2 separate regions of the Homo sapiens genome follow, and region 1 is linked to region 2. A link is a contact called in ENCODE Hi-C or POLR2A ChIA-PET data. All regions are on one chromosome and are shown on one strand. The core of a region is the stretch at or near the end of the contact, and the rest is flanking DNA. Distances in the headings are between cores, read along the strand shown.

The links. Hi-C counts contacts between places; a loop is a spot of excess contacts on that map. ChIA-PET counts read pairs that join two places held with the same protein, here RNA polymerase II (POLR2A). Pooled maps may share reads with other maps.
Region 1: a pooled map shows a loop between it and region 2 (14-fold over the local background). The contact joins the promoter of RNFT1 here to the promoter of DHX40 in region 2. A Hi-C loop is called at or near these places in 2 of 37 single-sample maps with no recorded cell type and 10 of 50 pooled maps. POLR2A ChIA-PET finds 5 or more read pairs at or near these places in 6 of 52 experiments (CD4-positive, alpha-beta T cell, CD4-positive, alpha-beta memory T cell, T-cell and 3 more).

The regions. Positions count from the first base shown.
Region 1 is chr17:59,963,207-59,968,246 of GRCh38, reverse strand. RNFT1 (ring finger protein, transmembrane 1) reads left to right here and starts at 3,507. Exons shown (of 9, transcript NM_016125.4): 1 at 3,507-3,639; 2 at 4,963-5,040. The coding sequence starts at 3,584. RNFT1-DT (RNFT1 divergent transcript) reads right to left here and starts at 3,151. Exons shown (of 4, transcript NR_110815.1): 1 at 3,059-3,151; 2 at 1,780-1,844. It also overlaps the pseudogene TBC1D3P1-DHX40P1. RefSeq lists an enhancer at 3,137-3,406 and a silencer at 3,437-3,566.
Region 2 is chr17:59,561,667-59,566,916 of GRCh38, reverse strand. DHX40 (DEAH-box helicase 40) reads right to left here and starts at 1,307. Exons shown (of 18, transcript NM_024612.5): 1 at 1,134-1,307; 2 at 123-290. The coding sequence starts at 1,245. RefSeq lists a silencer at 669-798 and enhancers at 1,209-1,468, 1,084-1,626.

The DNA.
Region 1 (5,040 bases), core at 2,258-4,757, 400 kb before region 2:
ATTAGAATAAACTAAGTGAGGCCCACAAACTCATTTTCTAGCTCATACTTACCTGACTTATCTCTTACTACTCTATCCACTCTACTCTTCCAAATACGAAAAACACTCTTTAAAAGACCATGGTATTTCAATACCACCATTTTCCATATAATGTTTCTATCTGCATTGCCCTGTTACTGCTTCTGTCCTGGTAAATATCAACTTATTCTTAAGATTTCATCCAGGAGGCTGAGGCACTAGAATCACTTGAACCCAGGAGGCAGAGGTTGCAGTGAGCCAAGATTGCGCCACTGTACTCCACCCTGGGCAACAGAGCAAAACTCTATCAAAAGAAGAAAGAAAAAAAAAGATTTCATCTTAAATATCACAAATTTAATAAAAGATTTCTTCCCTGACAAAGTTAAATGCTTCTACCTTTTGCTTCCATTGCATCTCACAGAACCTTCAATTATAGTGTTTTCTCCAAAATACTGTAATTATTTGTTTGCAGGTCTAAACATTTCCATCACCATGAGATGGCAACTTTTCTTTTTCTTTTTTTTCTGAGATGGAGTCTTGCTCTGTTGCCCAGGATGGAGTGCAGTGGCATGATATTGGCTCACTGCAACCTCTGCCTCAGGTTGAAGCAATTCTCCTGCCTCAGCCTCCTGAGTAACTGCATTACAGGCGCGTGCCACCATACCTCGATAATTTTTGTATTTTTAGTAGAGACGGGGTTCCACCATGTTGGCCAGCCTGGTCTTGAACTCCTGACCTCAGGTGATCCGCCTGCCTCACCCTCCCAAAGTGCTGGGATTACAGGCGTGAGCCATTGTGCTTGGCCCTAATTTTTATGTTTTTAGCAGAAATGGAGTTTCACCATGTTGGCCAGGTTGGTCTTGAACTGCTGACCTCAAGTGATCTACCTGCTGTGGCCTCCCAAAGTGCTGAGATTACAGGTGTGAGCCATCATGCCTGGCCCGAGACTCTTTATTATGTCTCTCTCTCCAACATCTAGTATTATTCTTAACACTCAGTAAGTACTTGGAAAATGCTTTTTGAATTAACCAATTAAAATTAAAATGTCTATTTCCAACAGTCCAGATGCCAGTGGAAAGAAAATTTATCAGATAATAGCCTGTCACCAAGTCAAATCTTCTCATCAATTCAGTCCTTTCTTTCTTCAAATATGTCACTTTTCAGTCAAGTTACTTGGGTGAAATGCAGCTCCAAGTGCACTAATAAACTTTAAATATGGACTAATATACCTGCAGTGTTATGAGTATGTCAAAAGGAGAATTTTTTTTTTTTTTTTTTTGAGACAGGGTCTCACTCTGTTCCCAGACTGGAGCAATAACGGCTCATTGCAGCCTTAATCTCCCTGGCTCAAGGGATTCTCCCACCTCAGCCTCCTGAGTAGCTGGGACTACAGGCCCTTGCCACAGTGCCCAGCTAATTTTAACATTTTTTTCTAGAGACAGGGTCTCTCTATGTTGTCCAGTCTGCTCTCGATCTCTTGGGCTCAAGCGACCTTTTCACCTCAGCCTCCCAAAGTGCTAGGATTATAGGAATGAACCGTAGTATCTGGCCAAGATGAGAATTTAAACACTACATTTGGTATTCTAAATTTACAAATGTACCAAATGTACTAAAATTATCAGTGTACTAATACATATTGGTGCTGCATTGTGGCTGTGGCTGAATTATGTTATATTCTGTTTTTTTTCCTGTTTCCTAAATGTTCACACATTTTGAAGTTTAAAAATATCCACGACATAGTTGAAATGTTAGAATACTTACACATATCTCCTCGGAAAATTCACTATAGTCTGGAGCCTGGCTCTCACCCTTACTGAACCAGAAATCTGTCAGAAAGATTTAAATTAGTAAGCACAGAGAGACTTAAGTATGCCTTCTACCACCGCCGACCACCCCTACCCCCACCCCCAACAAAAAAAGAAAGCCAATGTGTTTTTTTTTGAGGTGGGGGTCTCCTTCTGCCGCCCAGGCTGGAGTGCAGTGGCACGATTTCAGCTCACTGCAACCTCCGCCACCTGGGTTCAAGGGATTCTCCTGCCTCAGCCTCCCGAGTAGCTGGGATTACAGGCGCCCGCCACCAAGCCCGGGTGATTTTTGTATTTTTAGTAGAGACAGGGTTTCGCCATGTTGGCCAGGCTGGTCTCAAACTCCTGACCTCAAGTGATCCTCCCGCCTCGGCCTTCCAAAGCGCTGGGATTACAGGGGTGAGCCACCACGCCAGGCCTAAACCTTTTTTTTTTTAGACGGAGTGTCGCTCTGTTGCCAGGCTGGAGTGCAGTGGCTAATCCCGGCTCACTGCAACCTCCGCCTCCCGGGTTCAAGCGATTCTCCTGCCTCAGCTTCCCGAGTAGCTGAGATTACAGGCACGCACCACCACACCCGGCTAATTTTTGTATTTTTAGTAGAGACGGGGTTTCACCATATTGGCCAGGATGTGGCCACGATCTCTTGACCTTGTGATCCACCCGCCTTGGCCTCCCAAAGTGCTGGGATTACAGGTGTGAGCTACCACTCCCCTCCTCAGCTTCGTTTTCTTAATGACCTTTTAATTTTAGAACAGTTTTAGATTAACAGAATTTATTTTATTTATTTATTTTTTGAGACCGAGTCTCACTCACTCTGTTGCCCAGGCTGGAGTGCAGTGGCACGATCTTGGCTCACTACAAACTCCACCTCCCGGGTTCAAGTGATTCTCGTATGCCTCAGCTTCCCGAGTATCTGTAGCGGGGATTACAAGTGTGAGCCAACGCCCCCGGCTAATTTTTGTAGTTTTAATAGAGACGGGTTTCACCATGTTGGCCAGGCTGGTCTCTACCTCCTGAGCTCAAGTGACCCGCCCGCCTCGGCCTCCCAAAATACTGGGATTACAGGTGTGAGCCACTGCGCCCGACCTAAACTTCGTTTTCTTAATAACCTTTTAATTTTAGAACAGTTTTAGATTAACATAATTATTTTGAGGGCAGTAGGGTCCTCTATACCCCACGCAAGACAGGTTTTTCAACTCTAACTTCTACTTCCACCCCACGCAGACTCTCCGCACCTCTCTCCTCTCATCTCGGGTTCTGACAAGGCCTGATCCTCACAGCCCAAATTCACGATTGTGAGGAAAGGTCAGCTCAGACCAAACGTCACCGCCCAGACAGACACAACTAGGTCAGGCGTCAAGCTCGCGGACATCCGAGCCCGGAAACCCTAACACTCCTCCAGGGGTAGGTTCTCCAAGCCTGAACATTTTTAACCTCAAAACGCCCAGGATCTCGGAGGCGTGTGGTGGATGCCACATAAATACATAACACATAACAACGACTTATTATTTAGCGCCAGGCCTGAAGGCCGTTCTCAGGCGCAGCTCGCTTGTTCTCGCTGCCAAAACACCCCGGCAGCCGTGAGCTCTCCACTCGGCGCGGTGCGGGGGCGGGGCTAGGAGGTGGAGCCGGGGCAGGGCGCGCGCGCGCGCGTGAGAACGTCCGGGGAGCGCGCGCGCCGCCGCCGTTGCCGCCGGGCTGAGAGAAGAGCTTGCGGGGTTTGCGGTTGATGGCCCCGACTGAAGGGCTGGAGGCGGTGTATGCCGCTGTTCTTGCTGTCGCTCCCGACACCTCCGTCCGCTTCTGGTCATGAGAGGTTAGGCCTGGGGGAAGCGGGCAGAGGAGGAGGCGGCGAGGGGCCGCGGCGCAGGGGGCTCTGGGGAGAATAGGCACTCGAGGCTCGGACGTGGGTGGAGAACTCTGCCCTCGGAGATTCCGGAAGAGTTGTGTTGAATTTTCTTCCCTTTTTTCTCCTCTTTCTTGTCTGTGCATGAAGGAAAGTGGGAGGGTTCTATGTTATTTATAGAAAAGACACTGAAAGCCTGCTGTCCAACGTCGCTCTTCAGTTTTGACGAAATAACACCCGTGGCGTCGGGGCCTCGGTGAAAGCCTTTAGTGAAAAGCACTGAAACCCAAACCGCCAGACACGGTGACTGCACCACTGTTCAGTCCTGGGAGTGAAATAGAATGACACAGAACATTCCCTGACGTTAACTCTAGCCTCCTCCTAGACAAACGGGAAAAGCACGGCAGTGTGGGATAGCCTCTGCGTTTTGTCAGCTGGGATTCCGACTCTGTTCTTCTGTTTCTAGGAGGTCCACACTGGATCATTTATTAGAGAGATCTTTCTCTGCTAGAGTCCTCTTTCCTCACACCCCTCCCTCCGTAATACACACACCACCGACGGTGGCATTTTATTGGGCGGACTGTGTAACTGCTTATTCAGACTAAAGAGTTACCTAGCAATTACGTGGTGACTCTCCAAAGTATCTATGCTTTAAATGTATTTAGGTAACATTCTTTTGCGCGGGGAGGTAATATTATTGGTGGCACCATTAATTATTGGAAACTTTATGAGCTTTGGGAAAGCTGCTTGAGCAGAAAATCTAATTTGTAGGTCACCTAAGTGCAGTGTTTATTATTAGTTACCTATGATGATAATAAGGCATTAAGATTTAATGTTGTTTTTTTTCCTAACATTTCCAACCATTAAAAAATACTGGCTCACTCTTCCTTATGAAACTTCTTTGATGTAGAATCTACATCAGAGATGAAACTGCACCATTTGGGAAAAGTAAATGTACCAGAGTACCCAGTGAGGACTGGTGCTCATTAACATCTGCTGGGTACCCATACTTCATGACTGTTTTGCGGATGCCTTCTGCCATTAGAGAACTGGAAGCATTTGCAGCTCAACTTTTTTTTTTTTGGTGCAAATGTTCCCTAAAAGATCATTTGTGTAGGGCAGCAGAGCCTTGGCATTAAGGGAGAAGGGAGGAGTCCAGTGATAAATAACCTGAAAATTCATCTGTTGTGATTATTTGCTACTCCTTTAGTGAATAAAGGATACCCAGTGAGGAATATACTGCTGGTATTTAACTGCCTGTTTACTTAGAATATCTTTTATTTGATTTTTTAGGAGACAGAGGCCTGAAGCAAAGACATCTGGGTCAGAGAAAAAGTATTTAAGGGCCATGCAAGCCAATCGTAGCCAACT
Region 2 (5,250 bases), core at 58-2,557:
TGCCAAGAGAAGCGGGACTATAAAGCAAATACTGGGCAATCATGGAGTACAGAAGTCCTACTGGCCTTTAAAAAGAGGATATTTTTAAAATATTTCCAATTATTACAACAGAAAAAAATCACCTGCTTCATATAGATATTTTGGGAGTTGAGTTGTTTTACCACTTCCTGTATTTCCAGTAACAATAAGGAATGAATTGTCCCTCACAGCTTGAATAATCTTTTTTCTTTGTTTCTGAATAGGAAAAGTTGGAGTAGTTCCTCCCTCCTGGGACGTGCATCCTTTCTCTTCTGTAATAACAGAAAAACAAGTCAATTAAAAGACTTGTAAAGATATCTCTGACTCAATTTCTCATGACTAAAACCAGAAAGGCAATAGAATTTTAGGGCTGGACGGGATCATCCATGACTTCTCAGTTAAATCGCTCATGTAAGTGAGCGTTAATGAGCGCAATTTGTAAGTGAGGGTTAATGAGCCCAGAACAACTTTTTGGTGAAATCCAGCAACTTGAGCATTTGTTCACGCATAACTCAAAGTACTTTTCAAAGCAAGTATAGCTCAAGGCAACGTATACACATGCATACTTACACAGAAGCACAAAACTCAATTTTATTTAACAATAGACCAAAAACTGGAACACAGCAGAAAATTCTCAGCTGGATTAGAAGCCACCTGTGTTTGCTTCTGATTCATGGTTCAAGTTAGGTCCCTGTTCAGAGCGACTGATATCCCAGAAGGCCAAGTGGTGGGTAACCATGGAAACTGGCTCCTGGAAACTGGCTCCCTTCATACTGTACCCAAAGGCAGGCTGGCGGCCCGACGAAGGGTGGGGGGGATGAATGGGTAGAGAACAAAGGGTCTATGAGCCTGTTTAAGAACAGAATGCATTTCGGGCGTTGGGGTTCACTTTTTCGCCCCCCAGTAAGGTTTTCGCCTAACTTGAATCTGGGACCGCCCCCCTCTAAGGCAAAGTGCTCATTGGACGCAAAGTTCGCCTCGGGCTTGGAAAGCCAGGAGAACGCCACGGCTTCCTCACTACTCTTCTCAGCCTGCCAAAGGCGTACTTTCATCCCCCCACCAAAACCCCCACGCCGTAACTCCCGCTGGCTTCCGTACCGTCCCGCGGACCGCACCTCTATCGGCGATGCAAACAGCCGAGAGCCGCTCTTCCTGGAGGTCTCTTGACCGCTCACCCTCCTCCTGCCGCCTTGGCGCCCTGCCCGCGACTGCGGGAAACCGGGACATAGACCTGGCCCCGAGTGGAGGCGAGCACGTCCACCGATCTGAGGAGATGGGAGGGGAAAGACGAGGACGCGCCCTGATGACGTAGAGGTGTTTACTTCCGCGCGTGCGACTTGTAGCAAGGGGAGGGGGAGCTGCTCGATGACGTGGTACGGGGCGGCCGGACCTCGAGCCGAGGCTCCACCCCCCAGGGATTTCCCGCCAACTGCCACGTGCGCTTCGCCTTGGGCGGCTGAGCCATACCTGAGGGCCCGAAGACCCCCTCTTGTTTCGCCTCTCCGGCGCCGAAGGTCGCGACGACACCTCTTTTCAACGCCACAGTGGTCTCTGCAGGCTATTCTGCCTTCACACACTTGACACGATGTAACCCTCTGCCCGGAGCTGGAACCATGATCCCAGAGTGCTGCGTTCCTCAACTCATTCTCACCTTTCCTAATCTGATATGACCTGTCCAAGGCACACAGCTACTGAGTTGTGGAGCCGAACTTTTAGTTATGTTATTATCAAAACTTAGGTCACCAAGGCTGTTCATTTCCCTCATAGGACCCTGCATTTTAATTTATTTGCATGTTTCCTCTTCTGCCCAGCTAGATTGTAAAGCCCCCCCCCACAAGAGTCGAAATATTAAAACACTGCTACATCCAGGGCCCAGCACAGTGATTCAAGGTGGGCTGTCAATATTTGTTGACTTTGCTGGAATGGAGGAATAATAATTGACTTCCTTAGGAATTAAGCTCATTTTTGATAGAGGTGCATTCCTTGGAAACCACAGTAGCTGAAAAGTTCAACAGATACACAGCATCTGAGGCAGGGCAACTTTTTCAGAAAAGGTACTTTGGGGGCAGGTCTTTCTGGTCTAGAGCCTGCCAATTTTTAAATTAGTGTCAACTGTAACAAAATCATTGCAATGTGAACAAGATTGTTTGTTGGACTCCTCAATTGTTCCTGCTGTTAGAATTAGCCAACACTTACTACCAAAGAAGACAACTCAAAACTGTCACTTCACCATCACCTAAAGACCCTCTTGTCTGACCAGGCTTCAAAAGATGTACCATAAGGTTGTTGGGCCCCCAGATTTTTCTGTGCTCATTTGAAGTGAAGTCATGGCCATGCATGGTGGCTCATGCCTGTAATGCCAGCACCTTGGGGGGCCAGGACAGATGAATCACTTGAGATCAGGAGTTCGAGACCGGCCTGGCCAATATGGTGAAACCCCGTCTCTATTAAAAATAAAAAAATAAAAAAAATTAGCCGGGTGTGGTAGCACGCGCCTATAATCCCAGCTACTCGGGAGGCTGAGGCAGGAGAATCGCTTGAACCTAGGAGGCAGGGGTTGCAGTGAGCCAAGATCATGCCACTGCACTCCAGCCTGGGCAACAGAGCGAGATTCCACCTCAAAAAATAAAGTGAACTCATACCAACTGCTTTTAAATGGAACTGATCAACACTTCTTAAAATGCAAGCTCATCAGATTTTGAATGATACCAAATAAGTTGGAACTTTGTAACAACTTTATATCTCAAAACCTGGGTATGAGAGGAAGCAATCTGGTAAATAGGAGAACATTCCAGGTTTCTCTCTTTCATTAGGAGCATCTCCCAGCCTTCTGGATCATGTTAGGAATTCAAAATATTATAGAAACAGAAAGCAAAATGGCAAAAATACATTTGTGGTACAGGCAAGGTATTGGTAATCTCAGTATTTCAGTATAGGGCATCTCTATCAGTGATATAATAAAGTCACTTTCTAAAAATCATCATTTCAGACCAATGATGATTACCACTTAGCTCATAGTAGTCAAATCTTTCTGATACAGTTGACCCTTGAACAATACTGGTTTGAACTTCGCAGGTCCACTTGTAGGCAGATTTTTTCTTCTGCACCTGCTAAGCTGGAGATAGCAAGATCAACCCTTTGTCTTCCTCCTCCTTCTCTTCAGCCTACTGAACAGGATGGAAACCTTTATGATGATCCACTTAAACTTAATGAATAGTAAATATATTTTCTCTTATGATTTTCTTAATGTTTTATTTTCTCTAGCTTGCTTTAAGAATACAGTATATAATACATATACAAAATACGTATTAATTAACTGTTTATGTTATTGGTAAGGCTTCCAGGCAATAGTTGGTATTAACAGTTAAGCTCTGGGGAGTCAAGTAATACAGATTTTGGCCCAATGCAGTGGCTCACACCTGTAATCCTAGCACTTTGGGAGGCCAAGGTGGGCAGATTGCCTGAGTTCAGGAGTTCAAGACCAGCCTGGGCAACATGGCAAAACCCCATCTCTCCTAAAAATACAAAAAAATTAGCTGGGTGTGGTGGTGCGTGCCTGTAGTCCTAGCTATTCGGGAGGCTGAGGCAGAAGAACCACTTGAACCTGGGAGGCGGAAGTTGGGGTGAGCCAAGATCGCGCCACTGCACTCCAGCCTGGGTGACAGCGAGACTCTGTCTCCAAGAAAAAAAAAGAAAAGAGTTATATGCAGATTTTTACAGTGCAAAAGGCTCGTGCTCCTAACCCCACCTTGTTCAGGTTTCAACTGTAAATTATTTCCTCTATTTTTCACAAAAACTCATACAGTTAGGTTATTACTATCCCTAATTTTTGTGTTAGAAACTTGCCTGTGGTGACAAAACAAAGAACTAAGAGGGCCAAGATTCAAAGTCACACTAATAACCACTAAACTGCATTGGGAGATGGAAGTATTTAGATTTTGGTACCAAAATAATGTATTTTCTTCCAATGTTTGTAACTCTAATAGAACTGACCCCATTCTTGTATGAGAACCACCTATTGAGAGTATAGAATATAAAACCTGCAAGCAAAGAATGAAGAAAAATAAAAGTGAAAAATTCAAGTGATGTTTAACATTGTTCATTTTATAACCAAGGACATTTAAAGCATGTTACCATGATAACCATGTGCTTGGGGCTATTCTAAATTAGAAGATCAACAATTATTTCCTACCCAGTGAGTTTACAAATTACAATGACAAACAAAACTCAAGTACAGAGTAAAAATAGAAAATAAATGGGTTGAATCTGGGAAGAAAGGTCAGTGTCCCTAACGACATTGAATCTATTTCTTATCTTTGGGTTACATTAAAAACCTGAGACCAGGCCTGTAATCCCAGGACTTTGGGAGACTGAGGTGGCCAGATCACCTGAGGTTGAGAGTTTGAGACCAGCCTGGCCAACATGGTGAAACCCCATCTCTACTAAAAATACAAAAAATTAGCCTAGGGTGGTAGTAGCCACCTGTAATCCCGGCTACTTAGGAGGCTGATGGAGGAGAATCTCTTGAACCCGGGAGGTGGTGGTTGCAGTGAGCCAAGATCTCACCACTGCACTCCAGCCTGGACAACAGAGTGAGACTCTGTCTCAAAAAAAAAAAAAAACTCCTGAAAGAACTGGTATTTAAAGAAGTGTGAGAAGTCTGAATTGCACCCTGCTGCTATTGCCTCATAAGCAGTCTTTCAAAATATTCCACAATCCAAGCAACCTGTTTCAGAGCATCCAAAAGAGACTCAACATTACAGATTTACAAAAATGGAATGGAATTTTAAAATCATCTTCAGGAAAGAAAGAAAAGTATAGGACCACTGTTGTGATGGTTAAAAGGAGTAAATAAAGCAAAAAAAAAAAAAAAGGAAAATTATCAAAGATATTATTACAGTCAGAACCAGAAAGTTTAAAATGCTAGAAAAATGGTGATATGTACAAACCTAATTAATAACAGAACCTAATTGTTCACAGAAGGAGTGAGCAATGGTATCAAGCTACATGGATTTTTTAAAAGCTCATTAATTGGACCAAAACAAGACTTGTCTTGGTAAAGGGAAGCAGACAGAAGCCATATTGTGAGTAAATGAGAATTCGCGAGCAAACTGAAAATGTACCTAATACACTTGGGGATGGCTGGTTAGAATCAACTAGGGTAAATGAAAGGGAGAGAAAAGAATAGCTGGAAAAAGATGCCGCTACTACAGTGTGTATGTGGTGATTAAG